Linked DNA regions of Homo sapiens: all the other regions are linked to region 1. The links are chromatin loops, found by intact Hi-C in ENCODE. Cell type or tissue: endothelial cell of umbilical vein. All regions are shown on one strand.

The links. A loop is a pair of places that touch in the nucleus more often than their neighbours do. Peaks named below come from ENCODE experiments on the same cell type or tissue, not always from the same donor. Only the 100,000 strongest peaks of a DNase experiment are listed, where the experiment ranks them.
Region 2: it touches region 1 in a loop (10-fold over the local background); 4 of 110 quality-filtered maps call a loop at or near these places.
Region 3: a loop joins it to region 1, with 16 times the contacts of the local background. A loop is called at or near these places in 101 of 110 quality-filtered maps.

The regions. Positions count from the first base shown.
Region 1 is chr15:63,285,940-63,293,939 of GRCh38, reverse strand. It overlaps APH1B (aph-1B gamma-secretase subunit), which reads right to left. Exons shown (of 6, transcript NM_031301.4): 3 at 7,312-7,382; 4 at 6,394-6,516. Among named protein-coding and RNA genes, the nearest start is that of APH1B, 12 kb to the right of the region's middle. In endothelial cell of umbilical vein, a CTCF peak has its summit at 4,970 (motif pointing left); DNase peaks (open chromatin) are centred at 2,319, 4,969, 5,329, 6,589 and 1 weaker place; H3K27ac peaks cover 3,425 bases.
Region 2 is chr15:62,777,682-62,785,681 of GRCh38, reverse strand. TLN2 (talin 2) reads right to left here. Exons shown (of 59, transcript NM_015059.3): 44 at 4,441-4,542; 45 at 1,792-1,911. Among named protein-coding and RNA genes, the nearest start is that of MIR190A, 42 kb to the left of the region's middle. RefSeq lists an enhancer at 2,648-3,576. In endothelial cell of umbilical vein, CTCF peaks have their summits at 3,310 and 3,510; DNase peaks (open chromatin) are centred at 3,321 and 6,091; H3K27ac peaks cover 440 bases.
Region 3 is chr15:63,399,781-63,407,780 of GRCh38, reverse strand. The region is part of intron 4 of LINC02568 (long intergenic non-protein coding RNA 2568); the gene reads right to left. Among named protein-coding and RNA genes, the nearest start is that of LINC02568, 14 kb to the right of the region's middle. In endothelial cell of umbilical vein, a CTCF peak has its summit at 4,790 (motif pointing right); a DNase peak (open chromatin) is centred at 4,790.

The DNA.
Region 1 (8,000 bases):
AAAAAAAAAATTAGCTGAGTTTAGTGGCATGTGCCTGTGGTCCCAGCTACTTGAGGCTGAAGTGGCAGGATTGTTTGAGTCTCAGAGGTCAAGGATGCAGTGAGCCATGATCACACCACTCCACTCCAGCCTAGGTGACAGAGCAAGACCCTGTCTCAAAACATAAACAAATAGGCCACACTTTGGAAGGCCAAAGCGGGCAGATGACGAGGTCAGGAGTTCGAGAAAAACCTGACCAACATAGCGAAGCCCTGTCTCTCCTAAAAATACAAAAATCAGCTGCGCAGGGTGGCGCACTCCTGTAATCCCAGCTACTCAGAAGGCTGAGGCAGGAGAATCGCTTGAACCTGGAAGGCGGAGGTTGCAGTGAGCCAAGATCGTGCCACTGCACTCCAGCCTGGGCAACAGAGCAAGACTCTGTCTCAAGAAAAAAAAAAAAAAGAAGAAGAAGAAGAAAAACACACAAAAAAACAGGCCAGGTGCGGTGGCTTACGCCTGTAATCCCAGCAATCTGGGCGGCTGAGGCAGGCAGATCACCTGAGGTCAGGAGTTCAAGAACAGCCTGGCCTACATGGTGAAACCCCCATCTCTACTAAAAATACAAAAAATTAGCCAGGCGTGGTGGCAGGCGCCTGTAGTCCCAGCTACTGGGGAGGGTGAGGCAGGAGAATGGCATGAACCCGAGAGGCAGAGCTTGCAGTGAGCCGAGACCGCACCACTGCACTCCAGCCTGGGCAACAGAGTAAGACTCGGTCTCAGTAAAAAAAAAAAGAAAAGTAAAATAAAATAAAATAAATAACTAAAAATAAAGGCAGCAGTGGCTGACGAAAATAAGGACAATTTTACCCATGAGAAGAAACAAGGTCTATAGAGAATGGAGAAGTGCAAGTCATTCAACTGCGCCGAAAGGTAGTCAGCAGAGCCTAGCCATTCATCCGTGTGAGGAAAGAGACATCAGTGATTCAGTGTGGCCTGAAACATACCTAGAAGAGCCATCAAGTCTTACAGCCGCAGCCCATGTCATTCTTTCAGCTAGAGACTGTGAAGCAATACACTGAGCTGCCTGCTTACACACTGCCTGAAGACTGATGCCTGTGATGTGTGCATTTCATAATGTATCACAAGCTACTAGAGACTATGATAGGTCATATCCATTTAATGAAAGTGCATTCCAAAAAGTACAATTTTCTATTCTCAGTTATTTGAGCAGCTGGAAAGAAAGGCTTACACTATTGATATAAAGAAAACAAGCCAGGCGTGGTGGCTCACACCCTATAATCCCAGCACTTTGGGAGGCTGAGGCAGGAGGATTGCTTGAGGCCAGGAGTTTGGGACTAGCCCGGGCAACATAAGGAGACCCCCATCTCCACAAAAAATACAAAAATTAGCTGGGCATAGCAGCACATGCCTGTGGTCCTAGCTACTTGGGAGGCTGAGTGGGAGGATCACTTGAGCCCAGGAGTTCAAGGTTATAGAGAGCTAAGATCATTAACACTGCATTCCAGTGACAGAGTGACAGAGCAAGACCTTATCTCTTAGAAAAAAAGAGAAAGAGAAAACAGATAATGAAAAATACAAATTCGATGATATATACAGCGTATAGAGTATCACTGTATCATAAACAGTAGCAGTTAGTTGTGACAACTTATTACAAGAAATTAAGATTCTAATGAAATCATAAAAGGATAAGAACTGCAGGTTACAATCTATTGTTGATCATTTTTTCTGTATCATTAGGAGATGTTATACTTTCTCTACTACTTTGGAATTTGGAAATGTAGGTATTGAGATAGTCTTGCTTACAAAGAGCTTTCAGTCGAGTCTAAACTTTAACAAACTGCCACACTGTAGAGATTATTCTTAAAATATTACGAATAGAAAAGTGAATGAAAGATAAAAAATGTATTGGGTTACAGTAACAAAAATTTATTCTCATGCTCACAGGTCTAAAGGCTGACTGTGCATTGCTGATAAAGGCTGGGATCAGCTGGAAAACTCTGCTGCAAGCTCCTGGGGTGGGCTCTGTGTGGCTCTGGGTATATTCATTCAAGGGTCCAGGCTAAGTGGCCATTAACTTCCCAAGGTATCTTCTTCTCATGGCACCAGAGTCCAAGAAGGAAGGTCCAATCATGCAAATACTTTTTAAGCCTCTAACTTACATCATAACCACTAATTGGCCAATTCAAGCCACATGACTGAGCTCAAAGTCAAAGGGTAGAAAAGAACATTCCAGCCACCATGAGACTTATTACAGGAAATGACAAATTGGGACAAAAATAATCTCCCACATTCCTCTTTTATTTTCTTCAAGCTCAGTATTTTTCTTTCTTCAGTCATATCCCACAGGCCATGGCTTCTAGATCTTCTATCATACTGACAACATTCTTTCTATATGAATTTTACTTCTTCAGTATTCCTGTTAAATCACAATGCTTGGAACAATACAACACTCCATATGTGGTCTGACCCATATTGGTTTTCCCTTGTGAAACGTTTAGTGGCTAAAAAGTTTAAAAGCTTGCCTAGGTTTTAAGTGCACTGTCTAGAAAATATAATAGAAGTGAAATGGTCTGGGGAATTTTTTAAAATAAAATGATCAGCTGTTCTTTTTTACTAGGTACTAGCTAAAGACATTTTTTCTTCTAAAGCATAAGGGAGGTAATTCGGAATGAAAAACCCAGATTCTATATAATACTAGAAAAATTATCTTCTCTCTGAATTCTGTTTTCTCATCTCAAGCGCTAAATTCTCCACCTTAATAATATTCTTAGGCCAGTTTAGAGCTTATAAGCACTTAAATACATATTCTCTAAATTAATTTCATTTAATTCTCAACAACTCTGAGCTAGGCGTTATTTCTGCCCTTCCTGAAAGATCAGGAAATTGAAGATTAGATGGAAGGACAAGACTTCCTTTGCCCTGTGAACAATACTGCTCTTACCTCCAGGCCTGGAGGAAAGAGGCCTCTTCCCTCTGCCTCGAACATCTTTCTCTGACAACTCCTTTCTTTGCCTGCCTAGCTATTATTCACCCTTTAAGTAAATCTCTACTCGTTATGGCACTTCCTCCATAAGCTGTGCCTGGCTTTCATTTTTCTGTAAGTTATTTATTGAGTGCCATCTAGAAATAAAGGACTCCACAAGATGCCGAGGACAGAGCAGTGAACAATACAGATGTCGTCCTTGCACTTGCATGGCTTAGCACCCAACTGGAGAAAAAGACATTCAACAAATAACTATACCATTACTTAATGACGCCTGTGATAAATGCTGCAAAGCCAAGGTACTGTGGCCTGGGAGCATGGGTTACAGCCTGTCCTTTGTGCCCCATGGCTCTTCCTCATTTCACTGTAGCATTGATCATGCTTTATTGTAATTAGCTGTTTGTCTTTATTCCCCACTATGAATGGAAGTTATGAATGGTAACTGGGCTCTATTTTCATAGCTTGGTATAACTCCTTTAGACTAAAAACATTTAATAATTATGTATGGAATGAGTGATTCAATAATCAAATGGACTTGCCCAAAATACTAAATTAATGAGCCAGGATAAGATTCGAACCTAGGATTCCAATTCCCATACTTTTGTCTCTATACAAAATTACCAAGAAATGGTAATGATTCTAGTAAAATTTAATGCTAGCCTACAACATAACCACAAATAAAAAAGAAGTAACCTATACATAAACATTATTTATAAACTATGCCTGTTTGTAACATAAGAGCCTATGTACACACAGGTATCATATAGTATGGATCTTATTAACACATACTAATATAGACAGATATATACTACAGGCTGAATATCCCTTATCTGAAATGTTTGGGACCAGAAGTGTTTCAAATTTTGAAATATTTGTGCATCTATATATATAAAATGAGATATTTAGGGGATAAGACTCAAGTTTAAACATGAAATTCTTTTTTTTTTTTCTCTTGAAACAGAGTATCCCTCTGTTACTCAGGCTGGATTGCAGTGGGACGATCACAGCTCACTGCAGTCTCAACCTCCCGGGCTCAATGATTCTCCCACCTCGGCCTCCTGAGTAGCTGGGACCATGGGTGGGCACCACCATACCCAGCTGAATTTTTTAATTTTTAGTAGAGACAAGGTCTCACTATATTGCCCAGGCTGGTCTCAAACTCCTGAGCTCAAGTGATTCTCCTGCCTTGGCTTCCCAAAGTGTTGGGATTACAGGCATGAGCCACCACACCTGGCCAAAACATGAAATTCATTTGCATTTCATATATATCTGATACACACAGACTGAAGGTAATTTTACACAATATTTTTAATAATTTTGTGCATGAAACAGTTTTTTCTTGTTCTGACTGTGACCCATCACACAAGGTCAGGTGTGAAATTTCCTACTTGTGGCGTCATGTCGGTGAAGGAAGTTTTGGATGTTGGAGCATTTTTGGATTTTGGATTTTTGGATTAAAAATGCTTAATCTGTAATTAGTGACCCTACATTCCTTATTTATTCTGATTATTATTTAGGCATTTGTAATGGAGTATACTAAACATATAAAGTTATGGATTTACCTGGCAAAAATGAGTTGTGTCTAAATAAATGGTAATTACAAGTAGTTATAAATAACATAAATACAATAAATATAAATTTGGGGATCTTATTTTTAAATGTAATACAAATTAATTTCTTAAATTTATAATTCAAAGTTTATGCTTCAAAGAATGATGTTATAACAGTAAGAAACTTGCAAATGATAAAACAACACTGTTCTTTCATTCTATAGATACAAATTTATAACATAGCCAGTCTGCCATGCTAACTTAGCTAAAGACATTAAGATAGCTTACTGAATATTGAATTTTTCCTTTAATTCCTAGAAATTACAAATACAATCCCCAAATTGGTATCAAATTTTTCTTTTACTACCAAAAGAATCATTTTAAACATCGTATGAAAACAGCCTAGGTCACTAAAGGGAATTAGCACCATCTAGTGAAAAAAGCTGGCAAAACCTGTATATCAAAAGAAAACTGTAGCAGGGAGAGAGAGCCGTGTTAACTGTATATGAAAACAGAAAACAAACTGTAGCACTAACACCCCTTACGATTATGTTTTATTAATTTTCATCGGGTTCTAACAGACTTTACTAATATTACATTTGTTTTAAAGACCTAACACTCAGTATAATCAATCATTAACACATTTGCCAGAAATATGCCAATGATGAAATGTTCAAAAGAAAGATAATTTGCTATGTTGGAAGCACCATTAAATAAGTATGACCCATTAACACACTTTCTTGTCCTCTAACTTGCAGCCAGATTTAAAGGGCCTTGACTCTCTCCTCTAGGCCCTGAAAAGCCAAACCATTTTTGCAGCAGGGAAGATTAGTTAGGTAGTTGCATACAGGATTCACATGAATAGTGTGTCAAGGAAAGACTAACCAGTTGAGGGCAGATGATGGTAAGCCAGAGAGGAGATGTCAAGGCCTGAACTGAAATGGAAACAAAGGGTCTACTGCGAATGGTGAATGAGTGTCCACTGGGCTTGGGGATCACTATGACATTCAACATGCCTCTAAACTACTGCAGAAATTTTTAAAAATTGGTCATACCTCTTTATATCTTTTCCATTATTACCTTAAAGTGTTACTGAAATGCTTATTCACTTTTTTTTCTCTTATTCCCTTATTAGAGGATAAGCTCCCTGAGGAGCTTTAGCATAGATGTTATTAAAAGAAGATACAAATCATGATGTGAACTCAGTTATTTCAATGGCATAACTGTTGTGGAAACGACTAAAAATACAGTGGGTGTTCTCCCCCTATTTTTAAAAGAGTCTTCTTGTGGAACTTAGAAGAAATCTATGTTAATTATGTACGCTACCAACTCTCAAATTTGTGATCACTGCATCATGATGACAATTTTTAGCTCGTGGACGAAAAAGCAATTTGAAATGAGTTGGTCCTTTTAGCTGCATCATTTGGATGAAATGATCAACTCATCTATTATCCCATTTTTCCTCTCAATTTCAGATTAAATTTTACTGCCTATTCCCACAAAAGGCACCACAATGACAATTATAGATTAGGGCTTCTACTGAAGATAACATAAAATCATAAAAACCAAAAAGAGCACATGGCCTTTAAAAATTCACTTCTAACATTTCAACTATATAGCAACATTGTCAGTACAGCAAAATAAAATTTTACGCAAGCTAAATTCCACTCCAAAATTCTAAAACACTCTAACCAGAATTTTTATTTTCCTAAGTCTTTTACTTCACAGTGCCTCAGAGTATTTCGCCTTTAAAAGACATAACATAAATTCCAATCCACTGAAATTCCTAAGCCAGTGAACCCCAATAAGAATGATCATTTAGACTAGAAGCCTGAATGTTGACAGCTATGAGACACATACCTGAATAAAGGAAGAATTGAGGAGAATCTCCATGAATGCCCACTGTGCCTGGCCCCAAGGAGTCAGATAGGGTATTCACAAAGGAAAATACTCCACTCATGATTCCAAAGCCCAAGCCAGAAACTAAACAGGAAGAAAAACACTGTTAACTCTTTTCCTGCCAAGATTTCAAGTCAAATTTCCAAGGACTAGTTAATACAAAGTGTGTTGGAGGGGAAAGGGTGCTTATGTTCTTCCTGAAGCAGTGGACAGCTGGCTCTGGAGAGGCATGTGCTTGGCTAAATGATGAATCAGAGAGGGAAGCGGGAAGAGGAAAGGAAATGAATGGCAGAATGCAGCAGAGTAATGAAAAAGGGGAGAAAAGGGTCTAGAAAGGCACAGAAGAAATAGGTGAGACAGAGGATACAACACCAAAACTCCGGCTTACTTTATGATAACAGAGTCTACAGAGTTAAGTTTGATGGCTTAGAACTGAAATTGAGTGTAAAGGGGAACTGTGTATTCCTGAGCCCAAGTGGGGAACCTAGATCCAATCTTAAACATAATTCTCAAAGTGTAATACGCAGAGATATTAACTGCTTTAATATGAAGAGTACTCCTAGAAAAGCCAAAGTAAGATTCAGAGAAAGTAACAGTTTCATCATCTAGAAAATCTTAGTTAACTAGGGTACATACACATTAAAAATCTAACTTTCAAACCTGGTTAATATACAATGGACATACAGGTAAGGGTCACTTGCAATCATTTTCATTTACAAAAGGAACCTGGAAGACGGGGATAATAAGCAAATATGTACACCAATAGGCCAAGGCAGTAATAAACAACTACTTGAAATCTACAAAGATACAAAAGATGCAAATGACTTTTATGCCAAGTATGATTTTTTTCCTTAATGAAACCATGTGGTTCTAACTTACCATAGGCCAGCAGTCGCATAGAGGGTGCTGTCTCACCTGGGTTTATACTCTTCAAACCTTCACTGGCTTTTCTAAAATAAAACCACACATGTAATTAAGAAGAAAAAAAAAAAAAAAAGGAAGAGCAATATATCAGGAAAGTCCAACAAGACACTTCAAACCCAGATACTCACTGAGGCTTTGCATCAGGTTATACTCTAAATCTGTAATTTATTTAAACAAACCCAGCAAATTTTCAATGAACTAACATCAACCAAAATTGCCAACTAATTTTTACCTTTTGACATTCCCATAAAAGAATAAGAAAAATATAAGTAAACAAGCCGTCAGGAATTGAATTTAAAAAGATAAAAACCGCAACACTTTCAACTGCTTGCTGAACTCGGCAAATATTTAATTCAATATCCTATGGGATCTACCACTCTGATTTTTTTCCCCTTCCCAAAGTACTGTATCCTTATTCCTGCTTTGTTGGCACTTTGTTCTATCTTCCACCAGGACTATACTGGCTCTGTCACCCTCCCTTGTACCTTCCACTCTGTAGAACCTAAACTACACTCATCCTTCAGAGTCCACTTCAGGCAGCGATTTGTTAAAGAAGCTGCCTACCAATGGTTGGTAATCACTAATCTCTCCTTATTCTTAAATCCTATAATACTGATGGTCTGAACTCTCACGAGTATTTAATC
Region 2 (8,000 bases), 510 kb after region 1:
AAACACTTCTTCCCCTTTTTTTTTTTTTTTTGAGATGGAGTCTCATTCTGTTGCCTAGGCTAAAGGGCAGTGCATAGTCTTGGCTCACTGCAACCTCCACCTCCCGGGTTCAAGCAATTCTCCTGGCTCAACCTTCTAAGTAGCTGGGATTACAGGCGCACACCATCACGCCCAGTATTTTTGTAGACAAGGGGGTACGCCATGTTGGCCAGGCTGGGTCTTGAACTCCTAACCTCAAGTGATCTGTCCACCTCGGCCTCCCAAAGTGCTTATAGGCGTGAGCCATCACGCCCAGCCCACTTTTCCTTTTGTCCAAGCAAACTTTTCCTTACTGTAACAGAAGTTCCCTTACATTTGTTTATGGAGTTCAAAATTATAGGTTAGTCAAATGAATTATAAATCTAGATGATCTTACTAAAACAGGGAGTCTATTTAAAAAAAAAATGATAGGCCTGTGTAAAGAATCAACAGAATCTTAATGTGGGTATCTGATAACTCTCTTTTCTTGGTAGTGACTTCACACTCATTGCAAATAGAATTATTCATGCTACAGCCTAGTCAATTATTCTAATATCTCAAAATGCAGGCACTGTTAGAGACTTAAGTAATCCCATGCTAGATATTTATGTATGCAAGTACATACATATATGGTACTCCTATTTACATGCATTGTTACCACACACATTAGAAAGTGATTTGTTTTGGGACTTCATTTCTGGAATATCTCTCGGAGTCTCTGTAAAAACATACTTAGATCTGACTCCCAGGAGAAATAGCAGCACTGAGTAACTTGGGGACAGTGACTGTCACTATAAGGAGAAGAGAAGACCAATTACAACCTTCTGCCTTGACAACTCAGTTCATTTAGGAACGTCTCGAACATGGTTTGCGCTCAATAAACAGCTTGCTGAATTTCACAGAATATAATTACTTTTATCTTTTAAGTGTCCCTGTAATCCACTCCATTAATCTTCATTTTAAATTGGGCTTCCTTTCTCTAAGAAGCCATGTGGTTCCCCCAAGCCCTGGACTCCTTCTATGTGTTCACACTGATATAGATGCTACAAAGCTCCTTGGAGCCACACATGACCTGTGTCCTTCCCAATGGACCACCCCATTAGAAGTATGAGAGATGGCAGCTCTTAGAAAGTGGCCTTTGGGGCCCAACTTTGGCTACCGTTAGACTCTTACGGGTACAGGCATTCTAAAGCCAAGTCTACACTGGCCACTAAGGAAAGCTGGTCTAGGAAAGGCAGGGAAGTAATAAAAGGAGTCCACAGGAGGTATGTCTGGGCTAATTCTTAGCCACCCAGAATATTCAGGCAAGACTTTGTTTCATGAAAGTAGCTCTTTCGAGGGAGAGGGATAGCTAATTTTCATACTTGAATCTTTCAACACTTCTGTGAACCTATGGAAAACAAAAATAATTGCGGGGGATGTGCTAACTGGAGTAGGAAGTGATAAGATGGCAGTCCCAAGCTTGGGCATGCTAAAAGAGACAGGTGACAGGGCTAGGGACAGGGGACCTGATAGAACACTGTATACAAAGTCCTTCTGTCTGAAAGCCCATGCCCCAGTTCTTGGCCAGTCTGCCCCATAAGGGGCAGTGAGACTTGAGTACAGCCTGGGGCTACCTGGTCTGGACCTGTGCTGTGCAGTGGTGGGGAAATAAACTGGGCTCTGGTTACTGGGCTGGGGTCTTCCAGAGTGGAGCTAAGCTATGAAGAAATACCCAGGAGTGGGCACCAGTGTGTGTGTGCATCTTAAAATAGGGGTCTTAAGGTGGCAGACCTCCTCTGGTTCCGCCGTGGCTGCTGCCATCTGGCCCTGGAAAGCCAGGTGCCCATAGTCACTGGTCATTTGTGAAGCCAGTCCTCCCAACTCCTCCGGGTTAGTAACCGACTTAGTCATCTGGAAAAAGAAAACAAGCAAGACACACACACACACACACACACACACAGAGAGAAACGCATGAGAACCATGTGTTAATATCACTGGAAGCCAAAGGGTTTCATTCACTTTTAAGCTCCTGAGGGGGTGAAGGCCAGGCCTTGCATTTGGGGCTAGATGCTGGAGAGGGCAATTCAAGCCAAGCCCATGCTGCATTGCACACAAAAGGCCAGAGCCCTCGCAGGGCCCCGCTCAGGCCACAGATTCTGGCCGGGCCCAGTGGGCACATGCTCAGCGTTCGGGCTGTGCAGCTTGGAGCCAGTGCCCAGGGCCCACCCTCTGGCAGGTGAGTGTGCCAGCCCCTCGCCAGCGCAGCCCTGGGGGGTCACCAGAGGAATTCCCCCTAGAAACCCCCAGGAGGCACAAGCCCTATGCGATTTTCACCCCTGGGCCAAGGCTTCTGTCGGGGGCTGATCTGGTCTCTGGGTGCCCTGAAGCAGGTCCCACCCAGGTGAGAGAGGGCATGAGGACAGGGCTGTTAAGAAAACCATGAATGACAAGTGCTGGATAAGTCAGTGTTTTAGAGGAAAACACTCATAGAGGATACAGCTTTGCAGTAAATTTGTGCCAAAGAATGACAAGGTTTTAGCCACAAATTTAGTTAAGAGTAGTGTGTAGCCCACATGGTCAAGTTCTGCCTTTATTATGAAGATACTCAGGATTTTTCTCTGTTTCATTGACTGATGCATCTCAATTATCTAAGGCAGCTGGCATGCTAGTTTCTAGTGTTTCCTCTTCCTCTGGACAAAAATACCTCTAAATTCTCACAAAAGCAGTTTTAATCTGCCACCCAGACGGGTGTCACTGTCCCTCATCAAGGGGCTCCCCTCCTGCTCCACCTCCTCTTGCTCTGGATAACAATACTGTCTCTTTCTTTGTGGCCTTTTAAGACCTTGATTTTAAACAGCCTTTTAAAATGTCTTTTGAATGACTCTCCATCCATCAAGGCAGGACAGGAATGTCCACCCTTTCTAAGGCATGTGTACAAGGACACGTCCCAGGCTTCAGGCTGAGATGTGGCCGCCAAGGAACGCACACTGAGCTGCACGAGAGTGAGTGTTGCCACGTGCTGCTCCACTGCGACCTGCCAACAGGTGCACTGGGAGTCTGGGCATCCTGACGGGGTGAGAAGGGCCTCTTTCACACAAAGAGCCAGGCCAGTTATCTCAGGAGTGGCCATGCAGCCTGAGGCTCAGCTCCTTAAGCTCATGGACACCCAGGGTCAAGCCAAGGCAGCTCAGGACCTGGCTCTGGAGACATTCCAGAAACACCATGAGGCTGCTCAAACATGACTGCTGCTGCACTGTGCTTCCTGCTCAACAGGAATCTGTGCTGAAAGTCTGCTGGCTCGGACTAGGATCCGTCCTCCATGCTCCCCTGAGAAGGACAAGACTGGGCTCAGCTCCAGCTTTTCACAAAACACTGAGATGGGTGTACCATTCCCCAGCCCGAATTCTTTTAAACAAGCCTGGCACAATCACAGAGTTTCCATGAATGAATGGCAGCAGCCAGGGATGACTTTGTGGTCCAAGCTCAACCCCTAGTGGACACATGATTACATGACAAAACCACTCAGAGGGGACCTGGGCACAGCAACCATGTGGTGGCTCATTCTGGTCACTTCAGCGAGGAAGGCCCATTGATTTCTCAACCCAGGCTTATGTGGCAAGTATCAAAGAGGCATCTTTCAAACTTTTATCTTATGGCATCTGAGCCTTTAAAAGTTGGGAGAAACTTTTTCTATGGACTCCTATCAATTCTTTGAAGACAACATTTGTCATCTTTCGTATAACTGCTTAACATATCAGATAGCATTCACTATCTCTCAATGCCATTTATATCTAAGAATCTATATAATACAGTTCTAGTTGCATTACATTTTAGAAAAACAAACAAACAAACAAAACAACAAAAACCAAACCAAACCAAAACATTACCTCCAAAAGTTGTATGCCTTCTACTGTCGGAATTTTTTTTTTCTTATTACATAACCATACTGTTTCATTTTGCCTGAAAGACTGGCAATACCTTATTTTCCAAGTATTATAACTTGATTTCATCAGATAATCTCATCTCTATTTTATCCCCAAATATCTTCTCTTGTACTGTTATTTTAATCTACTAAAAACACCTCAAGTCCTTCGTGAGGTGAATAAGATTCTCCCCCTTTCTCCTTAACTACAAATTCCTTGCTTTCCCCGTCTTTTCATTTTCTCTCCTTCCTTTGCTCCTCTGTCCTCATGCCCAAGTCTCAGCCATCTTTAATTCCCTCTTGCAGCTTTTTCATGAGAAAAGAACTGCAGCAGACTGGGGCTACTGGACACAGGCAGCCAGAAAGACCACAGATAAAGGACAGAAGCTGGAGCCCCTGAGGGACTAGAGAGTGGTCTGGGCTCTCTCTCTGACACAGATCTGGGATTTGCAGGCTCAGCGGCGGCAGTGGATAAAAAGGCAAACAACAGTGGGGAGGGCAGCTCTCTTCCCTCTTACCATTTCCTGAGCTGTCACCGCAATGGCTTTGGAGTATTTAACCACAGTCGTCTGATAGTCGACAAATGTTCCCTTTGGTTCTGGAGGAGTGCCTTCATCCAGCTACAGAGGAGAGGAAAAGAATCCAAAGGTCATAAGAAGCCTGCTGAAGTGTAGACTGTATTTACGAGAATTAGGAACTTTGAAAAACAGAGAGGGCCTCAGAGATTCTTTCGCCCAGTGTCAACTCAATTACCCAACTTGTGCAATAAGGACTTCAACAGAAGGGCACATAAGGCATTCAGGGTACATGGCAAGGAGAGGCTCCCAGCCTTGCCTGAGAGGAGTGGGAGGCCTTCCAGAGGAGTGATGTTTCCGCCAAGTCTTACCAGGCGAAGAGTCTGCCACATGTAAAAGGTGGGAAAGGCATCCCAAGAAAAGGGAACAGAATTCACGTACATGGAGGCGGGAGCCAGCCTGACACTTCTAGGGAAGCGCAAAGTGCCAGAAGATGAGGTGGGAAAGGAGGCAGACTCTCCATCAGGAAGCACTTCCTGAGGAATGGTCGAGTCCATGGCTATCCACGGAACCGTTCTTTATGAGCACAATCGGGGAATAGAAGGAATTAGAAGCACTAGGAATAAATTGTTGCTCACCTGACTATAAATGCAATAGGAACTGAGAGAAGGGCAAGATCACTGTGGGGTGGAAGAACTGAGACAATGGGACTATGTCCCTTGAAGGCTTGGGGACATATTGGTGTAGGAGATTTGTATTCAAAATGTGTTTCCAAGGCTTGTGAATGAACCTCGGGCTGCTTACTTAAACTCTGATCTCTAGTCCTTCAGTGGTAACTTCCAGGCATCACATGGTTACAGTAAAAATCAACACTACACCTGGTCAAGAACTATATACAGGAAGAGGAGAGAATGACCATAATGAAGATGCTGATGATAAAGATGATAATGCCAATGATGAAGAAACAGGCAACCCATCTTCACCACCACCATCCTCACCATCACCACTGGTTGCTGAATGGTATTCCAGGCGAAGAGACAAAGTGAACAGAAATTAATACAGGCAGAGTGAGTCTAGTGAGGTCATCCTGACCTGAACAGGAGGGGGCTGTTGACAGCAGTGGGAATGAGGCTGCATCTGTTTTATGGAAAACCTTGAAATCATGACGACAACAGTGGGATCTGGGGTAAGCAATGACGTATTTGAGATTTCCCTGGCAGCTCTGTGCCATAAAGTTCAGAGTCAGAGATGAGATTGGGGCCAAGTGGTCAATTAGGAAAATGTTAGCTGGTATCTTCAGTGACAGCTATATGTCATGAGCAGGCATGTACTGCACTGTGAGTGAAAGGAAGGCATCACTGTGGCCTATGCGTGATGTGGCTGCATAGCCCAGCATATAATTTTCACCAAACTATTAACACAAACTCCACACTAGACTTTTTTAGCTTTCCCTATTAGGCAGATAGATGCTATATCCCCATCACGGCACGGGGGCCCTGCTAGTCAAAGGAGACTGAATTGCATACTCATTCACTTGCTGTAAACTGACTGAACATCTTCTAAGCCTCAGGCCACATGCTAGGAGCTTGCATGTGAGATGTGACATCACTACCCACATGCCAGGATGCTGGAGCTGAAGGGCAGCTCAGAGTTCTTGGCCAGTGGCCACCAGCCAAAGAACCTTTAACTAGTCTGAGGACAATGGGAAAAGAAAGAACAAAGTAGTGACTAGGATTTCAATTTCATTTATTTGAAAGAACTTCCCTTTACTCTGAGAGTACAGCCTTCCTCCTTTTGTGGGTGCTAGCATGACCTTTCTTTTATAAAACAGCCGTGATGTAGATGGCACAGTTTTTGTTTGTTTTTGTTTAATTTTCTTACTTGGCCAAAAACAAAACGAAAACAAAAACAAAGAAAAGATACCACATCACAAAATCCCACAGGATCCTACCAACCTCACTGAATGAGGAAATCAACGTCCCGAGAGCTTGAATTCCTGTCCAAGGTCACCCGGAAAGCTGATTACTTCATACTCACTTGTGAGTCTCCAAACCTCCTAGTGCTGAGATGACGAGAGAGAATCTCAAAGAGAAGCTCCACAGTGAAAGCACCCAAAGTGTCAGGAGTCACATCCAAGTTAGAATTAACTCTGGCTACACTCAGGTTTTTCTATAATTCACTGGCTTTGAGAATTTCAGACAGTGAGTCTAATAGTATCTCAGAGTTTTAACCAAATTAATGAAATTCTGAGAGACTATGCCAGCTTTCTAACGCTTGCTGCACAGGGACCCAAAGGACCTGAAACGTCACTTAATTTGAAGTCCCCAGCAACATGCTGAGCAAAGGGAGAATGGGAATGAGGAAGAGGTGTTGTGTGGTGCCCTGGATGTCAGGCCAGGGTAGATAAGAGTTTAGGGGCAACATTGAAACCCCAATTATATACTTTGCAGAACTGAGGGGGGAAGAACAGCTCCTGGCCTCTGTGGCTTGTGTTGGCTGGCAGTTCCTAATTACTGCTATCAAGTAACACCTGACTTATTTCCAGCCCATCCAAAAGAATCAAATGTGTCTCTGGCTGAGACAGCATAGGCTATACCACTAATGGCAGGTGGTGCAGGGCCTGCTCTCTCTGTCCACAGCCCATCACAGTGCATAAGGCACAGGGCTATCAAAGAAAGACTTTGGATCTGACGTCCATCTTCCTAGGATTTATGGAATCCTTCCCTATCATTTGAGTGGTACTGAAAAATATCTTCTCCCAAGAAGAAAAAGATTATCATTTGAATTTCTAATTTGCACCAAGAAACCTTGGGCTCCATTATTTAACATCCTTAGGTAGATACACGGTTTATCTTCAAAGCTCTGGTGTTCTGATGTCCTGAAAACCAAACAAATCTACTGAGACTTATCCAAGGGCCCGCAGAAGAGGGAAATTTCACTCATTTTCTGCCAAAATGTCCACATTTGCAGCATGAGAAGCCCACAGCAGAAACTGATGGATGATTTGACAAAGTAGAGCCTGCGGCCTCTAAAGGGAGACGCAGCATTCCACCCTGGGCTTGTTATGTTTGTTCTCAGGCTGACAATGACTGCATAATGCCTAAGGATAATTATTCTAATTATAGTTACAGCATATCATTTCTTCATGGAGATATGAACAACCAATCTTCTCTAAATTAGCAATTAAAGACTGCTTATTATCCTGAAAAACCTTATTAATGTATTCACAATCTGACAATGGACATTTCAAAACATAGACGATGTCTAAAATTCTTGGCATGCTATCACAGGATGGCAATTAGATGCTGATGAACAAGCATTCTTTCTAATGAATGTCAAACTTACATGACTAATGAAGGATTCTTTGGGGGAAAGAACAGGAGATATGGAGTTGAAACTGTCTCCAGTCATGTCACCCTAATGATCTGACTCATTTGATGGGTCACTAAATGAGAAAATGATACTCATGTTCTCTTACATGTCTGTAGCCTACAAGAGTTTACTATGGGCTTTTGCATATATACGATTTCAGTGGTTTCTGTGCCTGGCTAGATATCAGAACC
Region 3 (8,000 bases), 110 kb before region 1:
GAAAATAACAGGAATCCAATGCTGAACTCTTTTTAGGTACTGATCCCTTATTGCCTGCCAGACGCTTTATGCACATCAACTTACGCTCCCATTTTACAGATAAAATCTTAATGTTCAGAGAGACTATGTGATTCACCCAAGGTCAAATAGCTTTTGTTTCGATGGGGCCTGTCAGGATCCCAAAGCAACCACAGGCTCTTAAGCATCCCTACCCAGCATGCCTTGGAACTCACAATAAATAGGCCCATTTTGTCTCTCTGTCCAGGTTGATGAAGCCTCGGCATCTTCCTTTTCCTTTCCCCTTTATTCTTGCATGTACAGATATTGGCCCTTTTCTGCAGCCTGGCTGCAGAAAAGCCTATTTTCACCTGGCTTAACATTTTTCTTGTTTTCAGACTGGGTCACCAAGCCAATGATTTTATTCCATGCTCTTTGAATCCACTGTGGTCATCAGTCATTTTCTCCTGAAGAAAATCACACACTCCCTTGTATCAGTGACCTTTCCTGAGGTCTGAGCATATATATCATTTCTAGGACATGTTTTCTTTAACTGAATACAGTCTCGCATACTGGGGATAAGGTTTGGGGATTGCTATGATTTAGATGTATCCCTTCCAAACTTCAGGTGTTGCCAACGTGATAGTGATATTAAGAGGTGAAGACTTGGCTGGGCGCGGTGGCTCACGCCTGTAATCCCAGCACTTTGGGAGGCTGAGGCAGGCGGATAAGTTGAGGTCAGGAGTTTGAGACCAACCTGAGCAACATGGTGAAACCCTGTCTCTACTAAAAATACAGAAATTAGCCAGGTGTGGTGGCGGGCGCCTATAATCCCAGCTACTTGGGGAGGCTGAGGCAGGAGAATTGCTTGAACCCAGGAGGCAGAGGTTGCAGTGAGCTGAGAGCATGCAACTGCACTCCAGCCTGGGTGACAGAGCAAGACTCTGTCTCAAAAAAAAAAAAGAAAAAAAGAGGTGAAACCCTTAAGAGGGGATTAGACCATGAGGGCTCCACCCTGAGGACTGAGACTAGGTGCCCTTATAAAAGGGCTTGATGGAGGGAGTAAGTCCCTCTTGCCCTTCTGCCTTCCACCGTGTGGCACCATCTTGGAAACAGAGACCAGACCCTCCCCAGACAACAAACCTGCCAGTGCCTTGGTCATGGACTTCCCAGCCTCCAGAACTGTGAGAAATAATTTCTGTTCTTATAAATTACCCGGTCTATGGTACTTTGTTATGGCAACACAAACAGACTAGGAGAAGGATTAAAACAGCAGTTGTTCCAGAACAGTTTCTTCCAACATTATGCTGATTTTCTTTTTTCTTGGACGCTTTTTTACAAGTTGCACTTTTTAAATGTGATATTCTCCTACTCTTGCTGAGGCCTCTACTCCTCTTTTCTTTCATACATTTTTGTCTGTGGTGCAAAACTGACACTTTTTTGTTTCTCTAATGCGAGCAACAATAACATCTAATTAATATGCAGCTACACTCAGGCCGAGGCAGAAACCCTTCCATCTGCTGTTCTGCGATAGCTGCTTCCCCTTTTGCTCACTTATGTTCTTTTTAGCTTATTCTGTGCCCTTTAAATTGCCTTCCTAAAACATAGAATTCCACATCAACTCAAAATTAGTTTAGAAAATAGATGGTGCTTGGTAAGTTCCAAACTATAAAATCCTGCCCATCCTCGGCAGTCTGGGGCTTACACCATTAAACATTAAGTGGTAGCAGATGCTTCCTGCCTGGGACTCAATTTCTAGGCCTATGTTTCGTTACTCCTTCTAAAAGATAGATTTTTTTTCTCTTTTTTCAGTCATTGAAAAAAAAAAAACAAAACACTAGGTTTTGGCCAGGTGCGGTGGCTCATGCCTGTAATCCCAACCGGGAGGCTGAGGCGGGTAGGTCATAGTCCAGGAGTTAGAGACTAGCCTGGGCAACATGGTGAAACCCTGACTTTACAAAAAAATACAGAAATTAGCTGAGCATGGTGGCATGTGCCTGTAATCCCAGCTACTGGGGAGGCTGAGGTGGGGGAATTGCTTGAGCCCTGGAGGTGAAGGTTGCAGTGAGCTGTGATCACACCACCGCACTCCAGTCTAGGCGACAGAGCCAGACCCTGCGTCAAAAACAGAAAACAACAACAACAACAAAAAACACTAGGTTTAAATAAAATGTAAACTTCTGTACGGCGGCGGGGAGAGGGGGGTAGTTTTGTGACAGATGTCTTGTTTTCAAAAACCTAATTGAGGAATGGGCTGCCATTTGTCTTCCCATCATTAGAAACTCAATCCTGCATGTCCTGGGGAGCCCAGTTGTAAACCTTAGTTTTTTTAGAAGGATGATGATTCCCCGCAAAGCCAGGCTGGCACTGTAGAAATCCACAGTCAGAAAGAACCACAAACCAACTCCCCTGGGTGGCGTGGTCCAGGCATCGCTTTATTTAGATGAATTCACACAGAGGTGCTATAGTGTGGTCTGGGCATATGATTATATGGTTTCGATGTCATGGAAACTTACAGGAAGTCAAGAGTGCTGTGAATCCCAGCTCACACATTTGCTGTGTCTACCTCAGTTTCCCTTTTTCTCAAATTGGCGGTGTAACTAGTTCTTATTTTGTAGGTATTCTAGTCCCCAAATTTCTTTTTAAAGAAACATGAGAATTTACTATAAATGCTACATAAATCCCAAGTTCGAAGTGCCTTTGGGCTAAAACCAGCTTTGAAGTGAGGCAAGAACTCAGGCTCCCTTCTCTTTTCTTCCCCGAAGATCCTAAGAAGAACACACAGCCATGGCTAGACCAGGGGAGCCAAGGAAAAGGAAGAGAAATGGTTACTTTCACTTTGTTCTTTAAGCCCTTGAAAGAGAGGTGACTCAGTGTGCCTCAGGAAGGGAGGATCCATCTAGCTTTCAGCATTTTCCAAGGTCCTTTTTGAGATGGGCACCAAAGTGACAGGCTCAAAGGAAGGCTTTCTTTCTTTTTTTTTTTTTTGAGATGGGGTCTTGCTCTGTCGCCCAGGCTGGAGTACAGTGGCGCGATCTCGGCTCACTGCAACTTCCGCCTCCAGGGCTCAAGCGATTCCCCCACCTCAGCCTCCTGAGTAGCTGGGATTACAGGCATGCGCCACCACGCCCAGCTGATTTTTGTATTTTTAGTAGAGACGGGGTTTCACCATCTTGGCCAGGCTGATCTTGAACTCCTGACCTCGTGATCCACTCACCTCGGCCTCCCAAAGTGCTGGGATTACAGGTGTGAGCCACCACACCTGGCCAGAAGGCTCTCTTTCTAATGTAAACTTTCACTGGCAGTCAGAAGGTGTCACTTACCAGAGTATTCTAATTCTTAGCAAATCGTCATTGCACATAAAGTGAACACAGTACCACATCTCCACGCATTAGACACATCGTCACTGAAACCATGCAGCCTCATTCAGAAATGACCTTGTGTCTGAGAGCTCATCTTCCTGGAATCATTTTAGTTTGATCCTTTCAAGGCTGTGAGATTTATTTTCAAGTATTATTTTTCTTTTCAAAAGTTATTCATAATTCAATTTAATTTTAAAAGCTTCATATACACATATCTACACAGATATGCACACGTACACTCACGCCTGGTACAAATCCAAATACTATACAAGGGTTCTCCACATAAATGTCCATCCCAGCCAAACAGCACTGTGTTACCAGTTTCCCGTGTCTCATTCCAGAGCCGTTCTATGCATAAAATATATATTTTTAGGTATTTTTTAAGAAGATGTACTGTTTAATTTTAAAGCTACTTTAGCATAAGACAAGGTAAAAAAGTAGGAACCTATAGATTAAAAAAGAAAAAAAAGGGCCTGGGGTATAATTGTTTTAAATGACGTGTTGATGTGTTGAGTTTAAAAATATTTTGATGTGTTCCAATGCATGGAAAACAAGATGGTCTGAAATCATTGTCCTGAACAAACTGTCCAATGTGATTACATATTTTGTGTGTGTACCTTGGCAAGGTCACGTTAACAAGTTTACATAATAATATACAGAAAACAGGAAGCCACCCAATAGACTGGAGTGAGCAGGGAGGGACAGGGAGGAGCAGAAAGACCGTCTCAAGAACTGCCACTTAGAGAAGAGGTGCTGAGAAGGAAAAGAGGTGAGCCGAGCGAGGTAAACAAAGCCTCAGGCCCATGCTTTCCAACAGGATTGTCTGCAATGGTGGGAATGATCGCGTCTGCGCTGTCCAATATGGTAGCCGCTAGTGCTGTTGAACACTTGCAATGGAACCAGCGAGACTGAGGGATTGAATTTTTATTTTAATTTTGTTTTACTTAATTTGAATTTAAACAGCCACATGGGGCAGTGGTTACCATACTAGATCGTGTTGCTCTGGGGTTTGTAACATCTTGGGAGGCATCAATGGGCTTAGAGAACTAAGAATGGAAAGGGGGCAGAGGATAAACATGGGGTAAATAAAAGCAGAAGAGGAAAGAAGGAGGGCAAGGAGCAGGAGAAAGAGTGACATTCAAGTGGAAAGGCATAGACTGAGAGGAATAATTGTCTTAAGTGATGAGTGGCCCCTGATCTCACTTGCTGAGACCTTCTGGTGTGATTCTGAGGTCTTCTGCAACCGCACACAGAAACAGTCTCTTCTAGAGCAATACTGTACTTGCTTACCCTGGGAGGCCTGTAGGTCTTCATCTCCTTATCTTATTGTGAAGGGAGCAAGGGTACACAATCCCAGGGACTCCCCTACTCCATTGTGTGAAATAAAATAGTTTACTCCAAGAAAACCCCACAGTTTTGATACTCCACTAGGTGTCACCATTAGCCAAAATGAGCTTTTATTTTTTATCGTTTTTAACCTGCAGAATTTGGTGAGTTTCTTCTCTGGGTCTATTGTTGATCTTTACAATTCATTTAGGTATTTTCCTACTTTGTCACAGACAAAGCAAAGTGGCTTGCGCTCCTGGAGGCTACCCAATAGGGATACTCATTCTAATTTGGTTTATTTTTCGTTGCAGTTAAAACTCAGTTACTAAGGCCGGATGTTGTGGCTCATGCCTGTAATCCCAACACTTTGGAAGTATGAGGCAGGAGGACCGCTTGAGACCAGGAGTTCCAGATTGGCCTGGGCAACATAGTGGGACCCCCATCTCTACAAAAAATTTTTAAAAATTAGCCAGGCATGAGGGCGTGCAACTGTAGTCCCAGCTACTTGGGAGGCTGAGGTGAGAGGAGCATTTGAGCCCTGAGCCCAGGAGATTGAGGCTGTAGTGAGCCATAATTGTGCCACTGCACAGACAGAGCTCTAGACCTTTTCTAAAAAAAAAAACAAAACAAAACAAAACAAAAAAACTTCTGCTAAATACCACAAATGTGTGTGTGTACACACGTGCTCGGCTTCCCAAAGTGCTGGGATTACAGGTGTGAGCCACCATGCCTGGCTAACATTCATTCTTAAATATTTACTGTGTGCTATGCAGGGGCCCCATGTACACTGCACAACTCTGGGGATGGGAGCAGAGGGCACAGTTTGCACAGACCTCAATGTAAATAGTGTTTCCTGAAGTTGTGCAGCCTAGCAGCTCTGCAAGACTCTGGTCTGGGCCATAAGAACTGTATTAGTCCATTTTCATGCTGCTGATAAAGACATACCCAAGACTAGGTAATTTATAAAGAAAAAGAGGTTTAATGGACTCACAGTACCACATGGCTGGGGAGGCCTCACAATCATGGTGGAAGGTGAAATGCATGTCTTACATGGTGGCAGACAAGAGAGAATGGGGGCCAAGAGAAAGGTGAAACCCTTTATAAAATCATCAGATCTCGTAAGACTTATTCCCTACCACACGAACAGTATGGGGGAAACCGCCCCTATGATTCAGTTATCTCCCTCCAGGTCCCTCCCACAACACATGGGATTATGGGAGCTGCAATTCAAGATAAGATTTGGGTGGGGACAGCCAAACCATATCAGGGACAAAATCATGAGGAAGATATGGGCCCTGCTTTTTCCATCCTCTCTGTTCTATTTCTTAGGAGAGTTCCTTAGTCTAAAACCTTCTTTGTAACTAGAAATATCTATGCCCTATATAAATTCTCAGAGTTATACATGTAACAGTTAGCTTTCCCTTCTATCCTTGTAAAAACAACTAAAGTTTAGTTCCTTTTCAGAGAAGTAACACCTCTCCCTGAGCATTATTTTATTAATAAGGCAAAGTATTATTCCAGCTGGATAAATCAAGTCATGGCCTTTGCCCTTGGGAAATTCAATAAGATCCAAAATAAAATCCTTAAGTTTTGCATATCTAAATTTGGCCTTTGAACAGAAGAGGAGTAGTAGCAATTGAACATGAATCTGGGGATCAGGACCCCTAGAATCTAGCCTGACTAGGCTTTCTTGGGGAATGTACCAGTTAGGTTGGGGGTAAAACAAACCACCCCAAAGCTTAGTGGCTTAAAGCAATGAACACTCATCATTTTTCATGATTCTGTGAGTCAGTTGAGCCGTTCTGATCTAGGCTGGTATGCAGATCGGAGGTGTGTAGGTGGCTCAACTGGGGTTGGCTGGCCTCCCTCACATACATGAAATTGACAGGCTGGTTAGTTGAGGAGGACTTAGCTGGGATGGTTTGTCTCTGCTCCATGTGATCTCTCCTCCTCCACTAGGCTAGCCCAGGCTTCACATAATGTTCTCAGCATGGTGGTCTCAGGGTATAAAAGAGCAGCAAGAGAAAGCAAGCTTCAGTGTGCAAGTGCTTGAATATTTCTTCTTGTGTCACATTTGCTCTTGTCCCATTGGCCAAAGAAAGATACATGGCTAAGCCTTGAGTCAGTGCGAAAGGTATTATCCAAGGATGTTGTAGAGAGAGGTATGAACAAATTAAGGACCAGTGTTGTAACAATCTACTGAAAAAATTAATTTAATTTCTCCTTATCTCAGTGTTTACCAAGATGATAATATTAATAACACTTTCTTGACCTACTTGCCAGGAAAGAAAAAAAATAAACACATGGAAGAAACTACTGTATATCATTCAAAGAAAAGGGACAACATAACTATTATTCATCTTACTTCAGTTTACTCATCTACCTTTTTCACGTCTCGTCCACAGCACGGCTAATCTATCTATGGGGCAATTAGGAATCCCACTTAGTGAAAATTCCTATCAAAAATAAAGGTAACAATTTCAAAAGAAAATTTTGTTTGTTTTCATAATTTTCACCAGCAAATTGGTACATTTTATGGGTTGTGTGTAAGGATACCCACTAAGGATGTAACTAGCAGGATTCTTCGAGAATAGAGACCCAGGAATGTCTAACCACAGGATAACTTTCACAATTGCCCTTATATGTTAGACTTGGCAGATACATTTTGGTTTTTTGTTTATTTGTTTGGAGAAGGAGACTTGTTCTGTCACCCAGGCTGGAGTGCAGTGGCACGATCTCCGCTCACTGCAACCTCCATCTCTCGGGTTCAAGTGATTCTCCTGCCTCAGCCTCCCGAGTAGCTGGGATTACAGGCGCCCACCACCATGGCCGGCTAATTTTTGTATTTTTAATAGAGATGGAATTTCACCATGTTGGCCAGGCTGGTCTTGAACCCCTGACCTCAGATGATCCGCCCGCCTCAGCCTCCCAAAGTGTTGGGATTACAGGCATGAGCCACTGCGCCCGGCCTACATTTTGTTTTAAATAATTGCTCAGCATTGTACAAGTTGAACACCTGTTATAGCACTCGGAGGACTTAATCACATAAAGAAAATGACTAGGAGTTTATAGTACATGTTTTCTTTTTTTTTTTTTTTTTTTTTTTTAATGAGATGGCGTCTTGCTGTGTTGCCCAGGCTGGAGTGCAATGGTGCAATCTCGGCTCACTGCAGCCTCCGCCTGCTGGGTTCAAGCAATTCTCCTGCCTCAGCCTCCTGAGTAGCTGATACTACAGGTGCCCGCTACCATGCCCGGCTAGTTTTTATATTTTTAGTAGAGATGGGGTTTCACCATGTTGGCCAGGTTGGTCTCAAA